Linked DNA regions of Homo sapiens: all the other regions are linked to region 1. The links are chromatin contacts, found by Hi-C in ENCODE. All regions are on one chromosome and are shown on one strand. The core of a region is the stretch at or near the end of the contact, and the rest is flanking DNA. Distances in the headings are between cores, read along the strand shown. Region 1 holds the start of PSMD6 (proteasome 26S subunit, non-ATPase 6). Region 2 holds the start of PPP4R2 (protein phosphatase 4 regulatory subunit 2). Region 3 holds the start of CCDC66 (coiled-coil domain containing 66). Region 4 holds the start of PDHB (pyruvate dehydrogenase E1 subunit beta). Region 5 holds the start of TMF1 (TATA element modulatory factor 1).

Region 1 (2,728 bases), core at 133-2,632:
CCCTAGCTGCTGTTTGGGGAAATGACAAGGCATTTCATGGAGACGACTTTTTCATCTTTACATTGATTCACCAGTACAAGCAAGCATGATTACCTTTATACTTTTTCTAAAACGAAGTTAATTTTTTTAATGAGAAACGATTACCTGGAATAGTCTCCAATTTTAGCCTATACTAACTACAGAGAGGGAAAACCATCTCTACTCACTTTGTCACCTATCCGGCAGAGGTACTCGGCCTTTGCCATCATTGCATCGCGAATTTCGCTCTCTCCTAGATTCTTCTCTGCATCTTCCAGCTCCTCATCCAAACGCTTCAACTCATCTTCATTTGCCTTCTTCATTTTATTGAGTAGGTCCACGTCTATCTGCCAGTCGAGGGATTTGCACAAGGCTTCATAGTAAGGAGCCATGTCTAACATGCAAAAAGAGGGATGTGTGAGTGGGGACACTTGTGCCCTCAAGTCAAAGTCTGCCCACGTATTTCACCCCCCGCCCCGCCACAAGTCATCCACCAGTCTCTTCCCCACTAACAGGAAGGCATGCGATGGCGCTTAATAATCGGCTTGGCAAAACATAAACGTATGCTGGTGGGAGGTTTGCGTGACGGCCAATCCTGGCAATGCCAACCTCTACTAGGGCTGGAGGGAGGGCAATCCTCGGTTTGCTCTTGCCGGATTCTGTTCCAAAAGTCTTCAAACAGGGAAAGACTTTTTATACACACATACTCACATACATATGTTCAAACATACACATTCACTACAGAAGGGCCAGAAAGAACCGAACCCAAATTTCCCTTCCACAGGCAAGCTGAACTCTCCCACAGGAATACCCCGCGCCCGGGAGCAGTCCCCACTGACAGAAAGTCACGGGGCCTTTACTCTGTGCCTAGCACAGGGGTAAATATTAATGCCTCACGATTCTCCCCCAAGCTGCCCTTACAGGGGAAGGCGGCACAGAGAGATGCAGACCCCGCTGAGGCAAGTCGAGGTCCCCCAGGGTATCCCCAAACCAAAGCAAAACCCTAAGGGCCGGAGAAGCCAGGCCTGGTCTCTGAGACCCCGTCAGAGGGGTCTGGAGCTCCATCAAAAAAAGTCCCCGCAGGCTCCGGAACGCGGGGACGGCCCAGGCCTAGGCCGCTGACTCGGCGCTCGTGCGGGCCTCACTGTTATCGCGGACGGCCGCCATCAGCTCGTCGCGCACGGCAGCGTCTCCGCGGTGCTCGGGCAGGCTGAGCAGGAAGCGCAGCTGCGCGATACGCAAGTCGGGGTTCTTGGGCAGACCCTCCTCCTCCAGGTTCTCCAGCGGCATCGCGGCGAAGGGGACAGCGGCTGACAGGACACAACTTGGTTACGACCGGCTGCGGCAGCGGAAGCGGGAGGAGTCGGCGAATACGCCCGGCCGCCTGCGGCCCGGCTTCCGGTCCCGTCTCCGCCGGCAGCGTCCTCTGCTGGACACCTCCGGGAACGCCTCACCCGGCCTGGGCGCCTGCGCCCCTGTGTGGTCACGGGGGCTTTTCCACCCTCAAGGCCCCCTGCGGAGTCCCAGAGTGGGTGCAGCCCAACTCAAAAGCCCAATTTCTTGAATCTCTTTCTCACTCCCTTTTTAGCTATTTTACTTTCCGTTTGTAACTGATGGGAGCTTAAAATTTTTTGAAAACTGAAAATGTAATAACAGCATTAATAAAAACAATCACCATAGTTTGTCGAGTCGTTACTCTCATTCATCTTATTAAAATCATCTTCATGCTGCGAGGTAGTACTATTAGCCTATTTAGTAGGTAAGACAAATGAGGCACAAAGAGGTTAGGGAAACAGACCAACCAAGGTCATGTAACAGCCATGTCGCAAGGCCTAAATGAAAACCCCTATCTAGAACTCTAAAATCCACATTCTTTCTGCGGTTTTAAGAAGAAAAAAAAACTGCACCCAGGATTCTACGTCATAGTACAACAGCATCATCGTTTTGTTTACACATAAATTAAATCATTACATGCCTGCATTTTCAGCTTCCTTTTGTTCACATTGCTACAGATCTTCAGAGGTGGTAATCTTTACATTAAATTCCTTTTTTTTTTGAAACGGAGTCTTGCCCTGTCACCCAGGCTGGAGTGCAGTGGCACAATCTTGGCTCACTGCAACCTCTGCCTCCCAGCTTCAATCGATTCTCCTGCCTCAGCCTCCCAAGTAGCTGGGATTACAGGCCTGCACCACCATGCCGGGCTAATTTTTGTATTTTTAGTAGAGACGGGGTTTCACCATGTTGGCCAGGCTGGTCTTGACCTTCTGACCTCAAGTGATTCCCCCGCCTCAGTCGTCCAAAGTGCTGGGATTACAGGTGTGGGCCACCATGCCTGGCCTAAATTCCATCTAATGGATTTACCATAATTTACTTTCACTCTTCCCTCTGTTAGAGGTGTCTTTAGGTTGACCAGAGTTTTTACTTACCTAATATAAAAACTTGGATGAAGACTTTGGATGTCTAGATCACTTCATGTTTTGCATCTTTTTCCTTAGCATAAAATCCCATGAAGGAATAACGGACAAAGGGAAGAAGGATTTTGTGACTTGGGGATATTTAATGTTAAATGGTTTTCCAAAAGAGCTGAACCAGTTTACACAGCTGCTGAAACAGGTGAGACTGCCACATCTCACAGGCAGTAGGCATCATCACATAATTTAAATCTATTATTTGTTTCTATAAAAATGAAACAAGCATTTTGAAGACAACT
Region 2 (2,728 bases), core at 165-2,664, 9.0 Mb after region 1:
CGGGCAGTACCTTTTCTTTTAAAAGCTCACAGATGAGTATAAAAATGTCCACGCACTGGCTGGGAGCCAGATGATTTGGGTTCTGGGTTCTAGTTCTGTCTCCCCAGACTTGCTGTCTGTGACACAGCTTTCCCATTTGTAAAATGTCAGGGCTGCAGAGGACTTCTGAGGTTTCCGCCCTCTCCTACCTCCTGGGAGATTATGTCATGTAATAATGCTAACAGTGGTAATAAAAACCCAGCCACGTTGAGTGTTCCAGGTTTCACGCACTGTGCCAAATGTTTCACATTTGCCATTTCACTCAATCCTCGTGGCCGTTTTACAACCCTCATTTTATAAATAAGAACCCTGAAGCTGCCTGAGTTTAGGTAACTACTTCAGGGCCACACAAGGAGTAAGTAGTTGAGTTGGGATTTGAATATTGATTCCAAACCTTGAGCTCTTAATGACTTTGCTGTATACATTACTTCTTGCCACAGGTGGGCCAGTGACGAACGAACGTTGGGTTAAGCAGGGAGGTATTCTTGTTAGGATTATTAGCAATGCTTAGTGTATGTATGTATTGTTAATTTTATTATTATTTTTTTGAAACAGTCTCGCTTTGTCGCCTAGGCTGGAGGCAGTGGCGCGATATCGGCTCACTGCAACCTCCGCCTCCTGGATTCAAGCGATTCTCGTGCCTCAGCCTCCCGAGTAACTGGGATTACAGGCACGAGCGACCACGCCCGACTACATTTTGTATTTTTAGTAGAGACGGGGTTTCGCCATGTTGGCCAGGTTGGTCTTCAACTCCTGACTTCAGGTGCTCCGCCCGCCCCAGCCTCCCAAAGTGCTGGGATTACAGGCTTGAGTCACCGCGCCCGGCCTGTATTTATTTTTATATAGAGAAGGGCGAGGGAGCGGGGTCATTTTGTTACCCAGACTGGTCTCGAACTCCTGGGCTCAAGCGATCCTCTCGCCTCGGCCTCCCTCCCAAAGTGTTGGGATCACCGGCCTGAGCCCCCTGCCCGGCCTCGCTCTACGTTTTTTAGGCGCATTCTGAACGTGAAGTGTATACACTGAATTCTCACAGCAACTGCATAGGGCATCAGTACCAGTGCCCTTACTGTACAGATGGGGAAAATGAGGCTCAGACAGGCGAAGTAAGTAGCTTAAGTTCACACAGAGAGGAAATGGCAGGGATTCAAAGCCTAGGAGTCCGCCTGCAACCCTCTCGCCTGACCGTCCAGTCTTCAGCTCCGCGGAGCCTGGGCCTGGGGCTGGGGCTGGGGCTGAGGCTCTGGAAGCCGCCGGGACGCAGACGCCACTGGGCCCCAGCGTCACACCTCGGCCGCGCACGCGCTCTCGGGTTCCGGGCCGGAGCGCGCGGCGGGAGCGAGGACGGCGGCAGGGAGCGTGCGCGCGGTGACGTACCGGGCGCCATGTTGGAGGGTTGGTGGTAGCGGCTTGGGGAGGTGCTCGCTCTGTCGGTCTTGCTCTCTCGCACGCTTCCCCCGGCTCCCTTCGTTTCCCCCCCCCGGTCGCCTGCGTGCCGGAGTGTGTGCGAGGGAGGGGGAGGGCGTCGGGGGGGTGGGGGGAGGCGTTCCGGTCCCCAAGAGACCCGCGGAGGGAGGCGGAGGCTGTGAGGGACTCCGGGAAGCCATGGACGTCGAGAGGCTCCAGGAGGCGCTGAAAGGTGGGGGTAGCTGCCCCCTCTCCATTCCCCCTCACCTTCTCCGGCTCGCTCTTCTCTCCTTTCAGGGCGGATGGTTCCGAGGACCGGGGCCGGGCGCGGCGTGGGGAGAGTGCTTCCCGGGCTCCCATCCCCCTCCACCTCCCCAGGGGCGGGGAGCCCTGTGGGCAGCTCTCTCCCGCCCCGCTCTGGCTTTGTGTCGGCCGCCGGCGTCTGGGCTGGGGGAGGGGAGCCGGGGAAACTCTTGCGGGGGCCCCAGTCTTTCTCCCACCCGTTCAGGGGACGAGTGGCGGACCCGCAGACCCCTCCCTCCCAGATATCCTCTTTTCTCCACCAGGCTACCCGTACGCTAGGCGTTGGGGTGGGAGAAAAAGTAAACGGTTGGTGGGGGCGGGGGTAGGGGGTAGCATCGCAACTTTTAAGTTGTCTCAGTATGCCTTTTTCAGGGCTTTTGAAGTCATCTTTCCGCGCCCTAATTTCGAGGTGGTTGCCTTCACTGTTCTTGATTGCACGCCTTCCACGCAACAGGCTTGAGAACAGTGGCTTACAAACTTCGAGTAGAGAGATTTCAGCGTTTTGAGAATTATTCTTTGACATTCAGAATCATTTGGGGACGGCAACTTGGGGTAGTTGGTGCTTCTTAGAAAGGCAGATTTATGGACTTAGATGAACAATTGGTGGGAGTCGGGGCCTGGGGATTTTTATTTTCACTGGATTCCCAGCTTAATATAATGCTGGTGTTCCCCCGGACCACACTTCGAGAAGCACTGCGTTAAAAATGGTTTGTGAAGTTGAGTGCCCCCTTTAGGAGGATTCTTGTTATCTGTAAAGAGGGTGACATGTTGGAAGTAGAACTTGGAGGATTGAGGTGGTAATTTGGTTGAGAGGCCTTATTTTTTTAATTTTGTATTTAATTGATTTTTAATAAGGTAAAGGACTAGGAGGAAAGTTTGTTTTTAGAGCGCTTTTGAGAAAACTGATAACGTTTTTTTTTCTTCCTTCATCTAGATTTTGAGAAGAGGGGGAAAAAGGAAGTTTGTCCTGTCCTGGATCAGT
Region 3 (2,728 bases), core at 119-2,618, 7.5 Mb before region 1:
GTTTGGCAGTTTCTCGAAAAGTTAACCATAGAATTACCATGTGACCCAGTAATTCCACTCTTAGGTGTATACCAAGAAAATTGAAAATAGGGATTCAAACAGATACTTGTACATCAGTGTTCACTACAGCATTATTCACAATAACTAAAAGATGGAAACAACCCAAATGTCTATTAATGGATGAATGAGTAAACGAATTGTGGTATATATATACATAGAATGGAATACTATTCAATCATAAACAGATATGAAGCTCTGATACATCCTACAACATGGATGCACCTTGAATACATTATGTTACTTGAGAGAAGACACAAAAGGACAAATATTGTATGATTCCACTTTTATGACATGAAGTATCTATAATAGGCAAATTCCTAGAGACAGAAATAAGATTAGAGGTTTCTTAGGATTGAGGGGAGAGGAAAATGGGAAGTTGTTGCTTAATGGGTACAGAATTTTTATTTGGGGGTACTAAAAAGCTTTTGGAAAAATATACTGGCGTATTCCACAACATTGTATCATGGAATTGTCACTTGAAAATGGCTAAAAATAGCAAATTTTAACACACATATTACAACAATAAAAAATAAAAAAGTAAAGGTTTGTCAGGCATTTAATAATTAATACCTTTCATTGTTTTTGTCTGGAAAGAGTGTGTGCAAAGATACTTAACAACCAAATGTAATGTGTGATCCTTGATCGGCTCTTGCATTTTTTTTTTTTTTTTTTGAGACGGAGTCTCACTCTGTCGCCCAAGCTGCTGGAATGCAGTGGCGCGATTGGCTCTTGCTTTCTAAATAAAATGCCTATAAGATATTCTTAGGACAAGTGGGGGAAATTAAATCGGGAAGAGAATTATTATGAAATTAATGATCTTAGGTATAATAATTGTACTGCGGTTATGTAGCAGAACATCTATTCTTAGGAGATACATGCTGCAATGTTAAAGGGTTAAGTGTTACAATGTCTGCAATGTTAAAGGGTTAAGTGTTACAATGTCTGTAACTTACTTGCAAATGGTGACCCCAAAAAGGTGTGTGTGTGTGTGTGTGTGTGTGTGTGTGTGTGTGTGTGTGTGTGTGTGTGTGTGTGTGTCTGTGTACGCGCTTTGGAAGGCTACAATTGCGAGAAGCGCAGGTCTCCGCCACCGAAGCTTTAGACTCATAAGCCGGGTCAGGCCAAATTCCGCTGTGCGTAGGGGAACAAACGGCACAAACGGGGCACAAAAGGGGAACAAACGGCATACGCAACCGTCCCCGCGGGAGCCCCGGCCCAGCTCAGCGCACCCGCCAGCATGCCCCACCCTGATTGGTCCACTTGCTCAGCTCGCCGGCACCCCTATATCCAATTGGCGTAGCGCTTGCTGAGCGGCGGCGGCAACCGACGTACACAAGGGGCTTGAGCGTTCTGTGGAGAGAGTGCGAGGTCAGGCCATGAACTTGGGGTAAGCAGGGGTAAGCTGGGGTAAGCTGGGGTAAGCAAGGTGGTCGTCAGCGGAGAGGGAGGCATGTGTGTCTGGGTTGTCCCTTGGAGTCTTTACTGGAGAACGTTCCCAACCTGCGCCGCCGAGAGGGGCAGAGCCCAGTTCTCGGGTAGAAGATCGAGGCAGATGGGTCGGCCCTTAGCGACTCCACAGACCTTACGTTTTCACTTAATGACTAGCATTAAAACTGCCAGTGATCCCCTTTCGGTCCCTTATTTACCTCAGGATGAGGAGGGAAGAGAGGTGAGGAGGAAAGGAGAGAAATGACGAGACAGTTAGAGGAAGCGTGGCGGCTCCTGGGGAGGACTCCTGGCCCATGCCCCGGGTTCTTCGCCACCTTGTTTTTGGAGTCTTGCAGAATGTTGAAACGCCCAAATTCGTTTTAGGCCCACGAGGCGGGGAACCAGGCTTCTCAAGAAATCGATGTAGTACCAGTGCCTAACACCTAGTAGGCGCTCCTTAAGTAGGGGTGAATAAATAAAAAGGGCTGGTGCATGGTCTTCATCACTCGCAAGTTTGATATTTTGAGAAGATGAGAAGCCACCAAACTCAGACCTAACTACACATCGTTCAGCAAATGTTATTATGTTTTAGAATCTGGGGATATGGAAATAAATAAGATAGTGTGTCCCTTAAGGAGATTACAGTGCAGTGCGTCATTGAAGGTACTTTACCATTGAAGCTCTTTTCTTTCTTGGTGACGTTTCACCAACATAAACACGAACTGTTCATAACCCTACAATAAGGAAAGCCGTAAAACCTATTCTTTCCAGTGTTTTACCTTTAATAGTTAAGGTGAGGTAATTTGATTTCCCCTACCTGAGCAACACCGCAAATTTCGCATTCCTAATCAGACCTTTCCCAGCCTCTCTCTCCCTTGACTGGCTTGCTGGATTTAATTTTCTCTCTCTGAATTATGGACTGTATGTATGGGCTGCCATTTTTGTTCTCAGTGGAGTTTTAGGACCTTAACAGACGTTCAAGTTTTGTTGGCAGTGGCTACTGTTACTTTATGCCTTTGCTTCTGATATGCACGTATAAAGCACCATACTAAATATCACTATGTATTATTTGAAATATTGAAAGTGGTACTCTTTGCTCAAGCAGTTACTAACCTTGATGGCATTGTTAGTAGTCATATCGATGCTCCAGCACTCCATAGAATGTTTTAGTCATGAGTTCATTATGAAACTAATGAATGGCGGTTAAATATATCTTGTTCCTTTAACTTATGTGAGGAGT
Region 4 (2,728 bases), core at 132-2,631, 5.6 Mb before region 1:
CTCTGGGAGGCCAAGGCAGGTGGATCACTTGAGGTCAGGAGTTCGAGACCACCCTGGCCAACATGGTGAAACCCATTCTCTACTAAAAATACAAAAATTGGCCGGGTGTGGTGGCGGGTGCCTGTAATCCCAGCTACTCGGGAGGCTGAGGCAGAATTGCTTGAACCCAGGAGGCAGAGATTGCAGTGAGCTGAGATAGTGCCACTGCACTCTAGCCTGGGCAGCAAGAGCAAAACTCCGTCTCAAAAAAAAAAAAGAAAATGTCGGGCTGAGCGAGGTGGCTCATGCCTGTAATCCTAGCACTTTGGGAGGCCAAGGCAGGCAGATCACTTGAGGCCAGGAGTTCAAGACCAGCCTGGGCAATATGGTGAGACCCTGTCTGTACTAAAAATACAAAAATTAGCCCGGTGTGGTGGCACCGGCATCTAATCACAGCTACTCAGGAGTGTGAGGCGCGAGAATCCCTTGAGCCCAGGAGGTGGAGGTTGCAGTGAGCTGAGATCGCGCCACTGCACTCCAACCTGGGTGACAGAGGGAGACTATCTCAAAAAAATATACATATATATATTATTCAGCCTTAGGAAAGAATCAAACTCTGACGCATGCTACAACATGGATGAACCTTGAGGACATTACGCTGAGATAAGCCAGACACAAAAGGACAAATGATGCCACTTATAAGAAGTTCTAGAATAGGCAACCTCATAAAGACAGAAAAGTACAACAGGGGTTACCAGGGGTTTGGGGAAGGGAAATGAGGAGTTACCGAGTAATGGACAGTTTCTGCTTGGGATGATTAAAAAGTTCTGGAAATGGATGGTGGTTAATGGTTGTACAACATGGTGAATGTACTTAATGCCACTGAATTATACACTTCTAAAAAGTACATTTTAAGTTAGGTCTATTTTGCTGCAATTTAAAGAAAAAAACATGGAGTGAGGGAGGAAACGCCTAGTCTTAGTTTTCCCCCATTGCCCAGCCAGCTGTGAGGTGGTGACTCGCCGGTGTGCTAATTGCCAGGCGGCGACAGAGGCAGCAGGAGCTCCACGGAGGATGCTGGCTCCGCAAACCCAAGGCCCACGGCGCCGGAAGGCCACAGCGCAGGCGCGACTCCGGCCTCCTTCCCGAGAGAAGGGGGGACCCTCCCCGCCCTCGTCCGACGAGCACCCGCGCCTGTTACCTGCAGCGCAGCCGGCGCGGTCCAGTGAAAGCGCCTCTTCAGCAGCCCGGAGACCTGGCAGGGAGAGAGGAAGATGACGGCGGGACGCAGGGTGGGCAGGGGTCGCGTGGGAATACAGGCCGCGCGCTGCTGCCTACCTCCCGAAGGGGTCTCCGCACCAAGCCAGACACCGCCGCCATCTTGGTCGTGTCCTCTATCCGCTGCCAAACGACAACAGAGGGGCCGGCAGACGTGAGCAGGCCCCGCCTCCACCGGCGCGGGCCAATGGCAAGGCGCGCCGGCTGCGTGACCCGCCCACCCGCCCACCGGGTGAGGGGCCGCGGGGCCGGGCTGAGGTGGCGTGTGGGTGGCCGTGCCCCTCTGCCTGGAGCCGCCTCAAATCAACTTTATTGACAGTAGGCGGTGACCGACAGGCGGGGTGCACGCTGGGCACACGTGCCTGGTCGGTGTTACTTGAAGCGTGGGGACTAGAAGTCAGACCCTGAGGAGCATGATCTCTGGAAGCTGGAGAGACCTTAAGAGTTAGGCCAACCTGTTGTGGGTGCTGGAATCCTTTGGGCACCAAGAAGTGCTTGCACACGCTCTACTGATGGGGAACTTAACACTTCATGAGTGAGTCTAGTCTTCCCTGGACAGTGCTGTCTGTTGATTCCTTATAATGCACATCATAGCTTTCATTGATTGCATTAAGCACCTACTGTGAGCCAAGCATTGAGATATGTGCTGTATAGCTCATTCTCACAGTACCCCACTTGGGTAATTAGTGTTATTATTATCTCCATTTTGAAGACGGTTAAACTGAAGCAGAAATTGATTAAATGAGCCGATATTTTAATTTAGGACTGTCTTGACTCTAAAGCATGGTCTTTTTCCCACTGCTTCCTAAAGCAGAAGTGGATTCCTGCTTGGGGGAAGGTTACAACAACTTTAGAGAAGGGCGGCCCTATGGATGTAGCAGGACAAGCCGCAGACGAAACTCCTCAGACACCGAGTTAAAGAAGGAAGGGGTTTATTCGGCCAGGGGCATGGGCAAGACTCTTGTCTCAAGAGCCGAGCTCCCTGAATGGGCAATTCCTGTCCCTTTTAAGGGCTCACAGCTCTAAGGAGGTGTGCGTGAGAGGGTCATGATTGATTGAGCAAGCAGGGGGTATGTGACTAGGGGCTGCAAGCACCGGTAATTAGACTGGAACAGGATAGGGATTTTCACAGTGCTTTTCTATACAATGTCTGTAATCTATAGTTAACATAACCGATTAGGTCGGGGTCGATCTTTACCAGGCCCAGGGTGTGGCACCAGGCTGTCTGTTTGTGGATTTCATTTCTGCCTTTTAGTTTTTACTTTTTCTTTCTTTGGAGGCAGAAATTGGGCATAAGACAATATGAGGGGTGGTCTCCTCCCTTATGGGGAGGTGCCAAACACTTGGCCATAGGGACAACCTCTGGAAGCTCATTAGTCTTAATTTGGCCCTTGGGGGTCAGATGGGACAATTGAGCACCCAGTCTCCACCCATCCCCAAGACATTCCAAACATTCCCTTCTATGGATCAC
Region 5 (2,728 bases), core at 108-2,607, 5.0 Mb after region 1:
AAGAGAGACTTGGCTATTCAGAAATAAAATGTGATACCATCCAGAAATCTTGGGTCACACATTTTCCGGCTAATACCTCCGGCACATTCTAATCCTCCTCCGCCGTGTGACCTAGAGCAAGTTACTTGGCCATTCTGGGCCTCATTTTCCTCTTATGTAAAACACGGATATAAACCAAGCTCTCTCTGGGAGTTGTTCTGAAGATGAGAAGGCCATAAAAAAGCACATTACAGGCTCGTGCCTGTAATCCCAGCACTTTAGGAGGCCGAGGTGGGTGGATCGCCTTAAGTCAGGAGTTCCACCAGCCTGGCCAACATAGTGAAACCCCGTCCCTACTAAAAATACAAAAAGTTGCCGGGCGTGGTGGTGGGCGCCTGTAATCCCAGCTACTAGGGAGGCTGGGGAAGGAGAATCGCTAGAACCTGGGAGGCGGAGGTTGCAGTGAGCCGAGATCGCGCCACTGCACTCCAGCCTGGGCGACGGAGTGAGACTCCGTCTCAACAACAACATAAAACCACATTACGCGCTACCAAGCGCGAAATGTTCACTGACTGTTAGCGATTGTTCTTCCCTTCCCTGATGATTTACGTACTTCAGACCTTGGATCCCAACAGTGCCCGAGACGCGAAGCAATTCGAGGTTCAGGTTCGGGAAGGTTGTGCTTGGAAGCTGCGTCGAGGGAGAGCTTGAGGGCAAGACCAACCAACCAAGTCCCCTGTCATCCAAGTCCACAAGCCTCGCACCCAGGACCAAAGAAAGACAAGGGGGAACCTGGATCTGGGTTTTCCCTCAGGAAAACAGCAAAGACCGACTTGGAGGCTGAAGCAGCATTAGGGAACGGGCCGGGGAGAAATTACTTCCTGAAAACTCTCTCAGCAAGGAAGGACCCCTCTCTACACCACTTAACCTGCCTGCATCAAGAGAACAGCAGCCTCCGGGAGCCAGGAACCCCGCTCCTCTCTCTCTTACCCGGCTCTCCATACGGAATGGTCTCGGCCCAGATGCTCGGCTCCTCTTCCTGGATGTCCAGAACCCTGTCAATAGACTTCTGGGCCTGGGACAGGGCCTGCTTAGCGAAGCTGGAGAGCTGGGAGGCGTTGAACCAACTCATCGCCCCTCCTCAGCCGGCAGTGGCGGCGGCAGCACCAAGCGGGAAGGCCTCAGGCCTGGGGAAGGGTGCAGAGGAACGGCTTCGCTCCCCTTTTCCACTCGGCTGGTTCTGTCAGCGTGTGGCCATTACCCCGACAGCCTCCCGCGAGCCCGGGATGTTACCCTCGGCCGTTCCCGCACAGCTGAGACGAAGGGGGCCCATGTGCGCATGCGCTTGCTTCTTCCACGTACACAGCAACCAAATCTACGAGCCCAGAGTTCGGTCGACAGACGGAAGAACAGAAGAACGTTGACGTCACATCCGGGAGCGCAGGGTTGCCGTTAGTTACCGAGGAACGCGGAAGGGTTTCTATTGATGTCGATTTCGTGCTTACAGCAGTTCTTAGCGAAGGGGAAGCTATGGCTACCGATAGAGGTCGATTTCCCCGGAAGGAATATTCAAGTTTTCGTGTGTGTGCTTTCCAGGAAAATAGTTCACGTGCTAAAAGCTTGCACCTTGCCAGCAATAATTGCAAAGGGAAATTGGGCCTCACACTTCTCTTAGCCCTTTGTCTCAAATATTTAATAAGCTCTGTATTAACTTGGTATTGTAAGGAGAAACACTTGTTTGGGCTTGCCTAAAAGACAGGATCACGTATGAACACTGTGTCCAACTCGTGGAACACATGGTGCATAAAGCACAACCTCTCTCTCAAAATAGTAGTAAACTCATTGCTGCAGTCAAAATACCCCTAATACTGTGGTCTGTCGGTGTCCCCTGCACAAATTCCTATGTTGAAACCTAATCTCCAATGGGACAGTATTAAGGGGAGCCTTTAGGAGATGATTAGATGATGATGGAGCCCTCATAAATGGGGTTAGTGCCCTTATAAGAGAGGCCCAAGGGAGCTCACGGCAAGAAGGCACCAACTCTAAGCCAGAATAGCAGCCCTCACCAGACACCAAATCTGCCGGCTCCTTATCTTGGACTTCTCAGCCTCTAGAACTGTTAAGAAACAAATTGCTACTGCTTATAAGCCACCCAGTTTATGGCAATTTGTTACAGCAGTCCAAATGGACTAAGACACCTAGGAAGCACTAAAGCTGTTATCCTAACAATGTGCACTGTGCATATTACTTAAAACATAACCTTTTCTGTGTGCATTCTCTTCGAACATTTGGACATGGGAAAATACCTTAAATTGGTGGCCTTCCTAATCCAGTCTGCAGCTATATTTGGTTTGGGCCCAAGTTAAAGACAAAATCCTAACTAAAAGCCAGATTTCATTCAAAAATCTAGATTTCCAGCTGCTTTTGAAAAATATGAATACCAAGCATGGGAATAGTCAGCCAGAGTGGTCACCAAATAATTTTCACTCACTCCAGTTTGCCACAGACCCCTATCACTCATCCTATTACACCCTCCCTGCTGTGATTATTTACCTTATATGCCTGCCTCCCATATTTGAATATTTTACCCCACTGCAAGGAACTCTGCAAAAAAGAATTATTTTTCTTTTAAAAAATCAGATTGAACCCCTTAAGAAGTTATAATCATCTTCCAATAATTTTATCTAACTACAGTAAAAACTTGCATGTTAAAACTAACAATTTAGTCATGTACACAAGTAGTACCAAG

Evidence for each region. A loop is a pair of places that touch in the nucleus more often than their neighbours do. Pooled maps may share reads with other maps.
Region 2: a loop to region 1 is called in a pooled map, with 5 times the contacts of the local background. The contact joins the promoter of PPP4R2 here to the promoter of PSMD6 in region 1. A Hi-C loop is called at or near these places in 2 of 50 pooled maps.
Region 3: a loop to region 1 is called in a pooled map, with 6 times the contacts of the local background. The contact joins the promoter of CCDC66 here to the promoter of PSMD6 in region 1. A Hi-C loop is called at or near these places in 2 of 50 pooled maps.
Region 4: a loop to region 1 is called in a pooled map, with 14 times the contacts of the local background. The contact joins the promoter of PDHB here to the promoter of PSMD6 in region 1. A Hi-C loop is called at or near these places in 4 of 50 pooled maps.
Region 5: a pooled map shows a loop between it and region 1 (4-fold over the local background). The contact joins the promoter of TMF1 here to the promoter of PSMD6 in region 1. A Hi-C loop is called at or near these places in 4 of 50 pooled maps.

What each region holds. Positions count from the first base shown.
Region 1 is chr3:64,022,112-64,024,839 of GRCh38, forward strand. PSMD6 (proteasome 26S subunit, non-ATPase 6) reads right to left here and starts at 1,383. Exons shown (of 8, transcript NM_014814.3): 1 at 1,164-1,383; 2 at 207-412. The coding sequence starts at 1,308. It overlaps LOC105377121 (a long non-coding RNA gene), which reads left to right and starts at 1,964. Exons shown (of 3, transcript XR_940906.3): 1 at 1,964-2,040; 2 at 2,514-2,631. RefSeq lists enhancers at 685-1,307, 992-1,341, 1,308-1,929 and a silencer at 1,492-1,591.
Region 2 is chr3:72,995,397-72,998,124 of GRCh38, forward strand. It overlaps PPP4R2 (protein phosphatase 4 regulatory subunit 2), which reads left to right and starts at 1,415. Exons shown (of 9, transcript NM_174907.4): 1 at 1,415-1,675; 2 at 2,681-2,728. The coding sequence starts at 1,642. LOC124909395 (a long non-coding RNA gene) reads right to left here and starts at 1,795. Exons shown (of 2, transcript XR_007095961.1): 1 at 1,711-1,795. RefSeq lists enhancers at 1,040-1,089, 2,350-2,399 and a silencer at 1,270-1,899.
Region 3 is chr3:56,555,807-56,558,534 of GRCh38, forward strand. It overlaps CCDC66 (coiled-coil domain containing 66), which reads left to right and starts at 1,369. Exons shown (of 18, transcript NM_001141947.3): 1 at 1,369-1,447. The coding sequence starts at 1,437. RefSeq lists enhancers at 812-1,484, 1,485-2,156, 1,625-1,784.
Region 4 is chr3:58,432,451-58,435,178 of GRCh38, forward strand. PDHB (pyruvate dehydrogenase E1 subunit beta) reads right to left here and starts at 1,382. Exons shown (of 10, transcript NM_000925.4): 1 at 1,318-1,382; 2 at 1,181-1,234. The coding sequence starts at 1,359. LOC107986092 (a long non-coding RNA gene) reads left to right here and starts at 1,145. Exons shown (of 4, transcript XR_007095933.1): 1 at 1,145-1,792. RefSeq lists enhancers at 1,138-1,357, 2,400-2,728 and a silencer at 1,418-1,657.
Region 5 is chr3:69,050,976-69,053,703 of GRCh38, forward strand. It overlaps TMF1 (TATA element modulatory factor 1), which reads right to left and starts at 1,358. Exons shown (of 17, transcript NM_007114.3): 1 at 970-1,358. The coding sequence starts at 1,111. RefSeq lists an enhancer at 950-1,419.